Linked DNA regions of Homo sapiens: region 1 is linked to region 2. Evidence: chromatin contacts called from ENCODE Hi-C or POLR2A ChIA-PET data. All regions are on one chromosome and are shown on one strand. Each heading gives the region's core, a stretch centred on a gene start or an enhancer-like site at or near the end of the contact. The rest is flanking DNA. Distances are from core to core; before and after follow the strand shown. Region 1 holds the start of SLC7A6 (solute carrier family 7 member 6). Region 2 holds the start of NUTF2 (nuclear transport factor 2).

Region 1 (2,700 bases), core at 151-2,650, 420 kb after region 2:
CAGCCTCCCAAAGTTGTAGGATTACAGGCGTGAGCCACCAGGCCCGGCTGAGCCGGCATACCTTATATGAAGCTGTGGCAGGGACACGTGGGCTGGGTGCTGACACAAGTGTCCAGAGCTGTCCTTCTGCTCAGCCAGGGAGGCCGGAGGAACTGATCTGGGAGGCAAAGGGTGCAACTCGATTGATCCAAATATATACGTCCACTCACTGACACTTAGGGGAGGGGTTCCAAGCAGAGGGCAGGAGGGCAGCACCAGCGAGGATTCCTCAAGTATTGTCATCCCAGGCCTGCAGAGAGGAGAATGGAAGGGTTTTAGGCAGGGGAGATACAAAGTCATCGCAATCTGTATTCTAGGAGCATCCCCTACTCTGTGGAGATGGGGTAAGGGGAGCAGGATAGGGATTGAGAAGCCGTTGTGGCTGGGGAGAAGAAAACGAGGTATAGGCCGTGGGAGGAGTGGGGAGGAAGGGTCTGAGGTGCTACCCATCTCTGGCTGGGTCCCTGTCACTGGGTGGCAGGGAGCAGGGTCTTGGGTATGGTCTGGAACCAGAGGACGTGTACTTGTGGTCATAAGGCTGGGGGAAAAGATTCCAGGGCCCTGGAGAAAGTCAGTGCTTGAGGTGTGGACAGGAAATTTCGGAGGAGGGCTCAGGCGCCCATGAGGTCAGGAGGCTCTAGACAGAGAGCCCCAGAGCCACCAGAGGAAAAGGAACTCGAGAGAAAGATGGAGGAGCAAACAGAGGGAGGGGAAGGGGGCAGGAGGTGCAGCTCCCCCAAGAGGGGGGGCAGGAGGTGCAGCTCCCCCAAGAGGGGTGGCAGCCCTCTTGGGAAGATGAGGACAGAGCCCCAGGGAGGCCTGGGGTTGGCAAAGGGAGCCTGCAGTTTCTTTGTGGGTGCGGGGGCCTCAAGGGCTACGAGTCTGAGCTGTGCGTGTGTTTGGACAAGTCCCCAGAGTGTGTGTCTTCCTGGGGTTCCTAGACTGCGAGTGGCAGTGGCCCGGCGGCGGAGGCCGTTTGGATCCCTGTGTGAGCTGTAGGGGGCGCCCTGGGCGTCGGGCCCAGGTCAAGTGCGAGATAGGAACGGGGTGCGGGGGCCGATGAGAGCTCCCCGCGGGAATGTCCGCTGTGGACGCCCTCGGAGGCCCCATCTAACTCCAGGGCGGCGAGCGTGGCCGGGCCCAGTTCACGGGCTGCTCGAGCCCTGACGAGGCAGCTGGGGGCTGTCTGGCGTCCACGCTCACGTTCTGGGCCGGCGGACCCCGTACCGGCCAGGCCGTGGCGGCCACGGGGGCCCGGAAGCGCCGCCGCCAGCTGGCCCCGCACGGAACTGTGTCCCGACGCGGCGCGCGCTGTCGCGATCCGGCGGCGGGTGACGTGGCGGGGCGGGGCCTGAGCTGCCGCGGCGGCGGCGGCGCGACCGAGCATCCTGGCGGCGCCGGGCCACTGGGAGGTAACGGGCTGGGCCATGGGCGGGCGCGCCGGGAGCGGGGCCGGGGCTGGGCCGCGTTCTGTGGGAGCCGAACCCTGTGGGTCTTCGCTGCCGCCGTCGGGAGCGGGATGCGGCCCAGAAACAGCGCGGGGCTGGCCGATCGGGGCCGCGCGAGAGGCGCTGCGGGTGAGGGGGGGCGCCACGAGGAGAGAGGGACCTCGAGCGTGAGGGCCGAGTGTGGGAGAAACGCTGTATGGGTGCGAGCCCCGGAGGCTGATGGTGACCGCGAGGGAGCCAGTCTTGGGGTGTGCTGGCGACGCGGCGAGTGTGAGGGAGACCGGGGGTGTGTGTGGAGAGGGAAACCCCAGGTGCGAGGGTGACCGGGACGCTGAGTGCGCGGGCCGCGCCGCGAGCGTGAGACTGTGCGACGGTGACCCTGAGTGGGGCTGTGACTGCGCCTCCGACTGCAGGACGGAGAACCTGTGCTGTGTGGCGGCCGCGGTGGGGCAAAGAAAGACGCGGGCTCAGGACCTCAGGAGCCAGGCTTCCTGGGGCTGTCGCAAGAATGACGATTATCATTTTAAAATCAGTCCTTTTACTTTAGAGAATGCCGCAAGGTTTTGTGGCGTGCTGGAGCCTGGAGCGTTGGGCTGCTGGCGCTGGGGAACCCGCGTGCCCCTGGTGATTATGGCTCTTTTGAGCGTCCCTATAGCCTGTCATCTTGTGTGACTATCTCTCCTGAATGTGGGGAGATAGACGTGAAACATTCTGAAAATTCTTTGCTGGGCTCTAAGCAAACATGTTGTGTAATGGTCAGTATAAATAGGAATCAGGGTGTCGGCGAACACGTTTTTGAGTACCTCTTGTATGCCCTGGGCTTGGTGACACAGTTAAAAAGAATTCAGTCTCTGCCCTTGATAGGGGAAAAAGCCAGGGCAGCTCATCTCGCAGGGCGGCTGTTCAGTGCCCAGCCATCCGGGGCTTGTCTCTCAGAACTGCTCCCAGATTTCAGATCTGGGAGGAGCAGACTTGAAAGGCTGTGAGTACTTCCTTATATCAGTTCCACCTCTTTTTGGTGGCGGTGAGGCCTTTTGGGGACCTGCCCAGGCTGCCTGCATTACTCAGGTCCCATGTGTGCTGCGCAGACGGCTTTTGCTTCCCAACTTTGATCTCAGATCGTTATTCAAGTCGTTACACTGGAGTTTATTTTCCTGGCAAGTGTGTGGAAAACCACCAGCCTGATTTTCTCCTCTCTTCCTCTCCTTGTCCT
Region 2 (2,700 bases), core at 75-2,574:
GAAGGGACTTCTGCTGTTTCTGCATTGGCTCCCTTGAGGCTCTCAGCAGTACTCCCTGGACCCTCCCTGGTGTCTGGAGGTTATGGGCAGTGTTTTGGCTTCTTAGGGAGAAGAAGACAGTTCACAGAGCAAGGGAGATCCCAGATGCAGATGTATAAGCGGGGCAATGCAGAGTTCTCACTAGCTGAGTAATAAGCATCTAGTCAGGCAAAGTGTAGTGTTGACAGACCTGAGATTTAAAAAACAGAAGTGTGGTCCGGTCTTACCAGCCATCTCTTGGAGGGGTAGCCTGTGGGTGGGGGAAGGTGCAAAACTCTTGTGGAAGAACAGGAGTACTGAGAGACCTCCGGCCAGGAAGGAAGGCTAGGAGTTGCCTGGAGAGGCCTTGTAGCCATTTCCCTTACCTGTGGTACCCCAAGTTGGCTGCAGATCTCTTTGCCAAGCACAGGTCTGACCTAGAGACTGGCCTTACCACAAATGTTTGTGTTACCAAGAAAACAAATGGGCGTTGAAAGGAAAGGGCAATGGGTAGGAAGAGAACTATTTACAATCTGGTCACTTAAATCACAGCGAAATTTTGGGTAAGTCAGTCATTTCTCTTTCCTCATTAATAAAAATGAAACACTTAGCTGCTCTATCTGCTGCAAAAAAACCTTACAGAATGTTTTGGGGGGACCCCTGACTGTAGAAGTTTGAGGGTAACCTCTCCAACCAAGCCCCACCTGAGGGACATTTGAGTCTCCGGCCCAAGAATAGCCTAGCCTGCTCGAAACCAGCTTTGGGCCCGACTCGCCGAGGTGCAGGCGCACGAATGTTGGGATTGCAGGAGCTGTGCGTTCCGCCCGGGCTGGTTAAGGCCACACAGCTCGGAAGAGTAACAGCGGCAGCCATAGCCCCAAGGGGAGGGGGTTTCGTGAGCGGAAACGGCCCAGGGGCCCAGGGAGGGGCAGCTGGGCCAGCTTGGGGCCGGGCTGGGCTCCCACGGAGGCGGGGCCAACCCCCACCCCAGTGCACAGACTGGGCGGGGCCGAGCCAGCTGAGACCAGGAGACAACTGAGCCCTGACCCTAGCCTGGCGCCAACCTCTAGTGTTCCAGAGGCTTCCGCTAGACCACAATTCTCAGGGGCTTGCCCCGGCAGCCTCCCTCCCTGGCTTAGCCTCACCTCCCGCGCTGCGGGCCGTGTCTGGGCCTCCGCGCATAGCACGCCGGGAATTGTAGTTTTCTCTCGGCGCGCTCATGCCGGAAAGGGGGGGCGGTGGGACTGCGTCTCCCAGAGTGCAGCGGGGCGGGCGAAGGAAGGCAGGGGGGAAGGGACAGTCGGCCGCAGACCGCGCTGGGTTGCCGCTGCCGCTGCCGCCATCGTGCCAGCCCCTCGGGTGAGTGTCGGGGCCAGCACGCCGGGGCGGGGGCTGGGCCGCAGGAGCCGCTCTCTGGGCTGCCGGGAGGCTCCGCTGAGAGTCCCCGGGCGGCCCCTCCCCTCCCCCCCCCCCGGCGGCCCGAAGCCGCGCGGGGCCCGGGCCATGTGTCGCGCGCGGCTCCGCCTCCCGCCGGTCCTGTGAGGCGGCGGCCGGGGGTAACGCACAGAGAGCCAGCCGGGCGCCTATCTGGGCCGTACCGTGCTGGTGGCTGGTGCACCGGCCTGCGCCATGGCCAGGCCTTTTTCTCTAGTCAGGACCGTCCGGATGGGGCCTTAGGGCCCCGCCCCGTCTAGCCTGGCCCGGCCTGCGCGAGCCCCGCAAGCTCTGCAGGCTGGCTAGCGGGCAGACCCCAGCCCCACGTCCTGCTACCCACCTACGAAGGATCCGGGGATGGGCAGCGCCACCCGGCCCGCTCCAGAGTCAGCATGGGTAAGGGCGCCCGCCTGCCGCAGCCGGGGCTTGGGCCCCTCACCCTGTTCCCGACCATAGCCCGGCCGGGGTGTAGGTGAACGCCCCCTCCTTGTCTGCCCCTCGGAAGTGTACGTTTCTTACCGCGCCCTTTGTGGAGCCCGGACTGGAGTTCTCGCAGGGAGGGCAGGGTCAGGGAATATGAGGCGGGAGGGGATTCCACGGGAGACTTTATCCCTGTCTTGTCTTAGAGGATCTGGGCCTGATGGGGTGAGGCGGCTCCTGCCGGGTAGGCCCAGCCCACGCCCTTCTCTATCAGTGACCAGGCCCCAGCAGCAACACAGAATTGCCCCGCAGGACAGGATGACTTCATAAGAATGGGATGTTAAGGTGGGACTTAATGCACGGGAAGTAGAATTCAGGCCTGAGGTTCTTGAGCCTAGTGCTAAACCAGAACCTGGGCTGGAAGGGGCTTTGGGGGGTGGGGCACGTAGATTTCAGACTTTGTGGGGCCCTCCCGAAGCCTGGGTGGCAGAACTAGGGCTGGAAGCTCCAGAAAGTCTGGCTTCCCCTCACTTGCTTGCTCACTTCCCAACAACTGGAGCTGCCTGTAAACAGGCAGGAACCTGGTTGCTTTATGAAATTGCCCTTACTGATGCCATCAGAGACCCTACTGAGTTCTGGGGGAAGAGTTATCTTTGACCAAAAAATACTATCCTGATATCCTTTGTAAAGGCGCTTCTGATTGAGAGATGGTAAATTAAGGAACCAGTCCAGAGAAGACCTTGGGACTAGGGGAGAGATGGCATGTAAAGCGTTGATTTCTCTGAGCCGCAGTCTTTCCAGAGACTAAAGAAGTAGCTCAGGCCTGGC

The links. Hi-C counts contacts between places; a loop is a spot of excess contacts on that map. ChIA-PET counts read pairs that join two places held with the same protein, here RNA polymerase II (POLR2A). Pooled maps may share reads with other maps.
Region 1: a loop to region 2 is called in a pooled map, with 4 times the contacts of the local background. The contact joins the promoter of SLC7A6 here to the promoter of NUTF2 in region 2. A Hi-C loop is called at or near these places in 5 of 50 pooled maps. POLR2A ChIA-PET finds 5 or more read pairs at or near these places in 2 of 52 experiments (GM12878 and OCI-LY7).

What each region holds. Positions count from the first base shown.
Region 1 is chr16:68,263,126-68,265,825 of GRCh38, forward strand. SLC7A6 (solute carrier family 7 member 6) reads left to right here and starts at 1,401. Exons shown (of 11, transcript NM_003983.6): 1 at 1,401-1,451. LOC124903704 (a long non-coding RNA gene) reads right to left here and starts at 1,332. Exons shown (of 3, transcript XR_007065096.1): 1 at 1,243-1,332; 2 at 62-289. RefSeq lists a silencer at 1,287-1,566 and an enhancer at 1,939-2,700.
Region 2 is chr16:67,845,609-67,848,308 of GRCh38, forward strand. It overlaps NUTF2 (nuclear transport factor 2), which reads left to right and starts at 1,325. Exons shown (of 5, transcript NM_005796.3): 1 at 1,325-1,377. It overlaps CENPT (centromere protein T), which reads right to left and starts at 2,085. Exons shown (of 16, transcript NM_025082.4): 1 at 1,793-2,085. RefSeq lists silencers at 811-1,080, 1,281-1,630 and an enhancer at 2,101-2,210.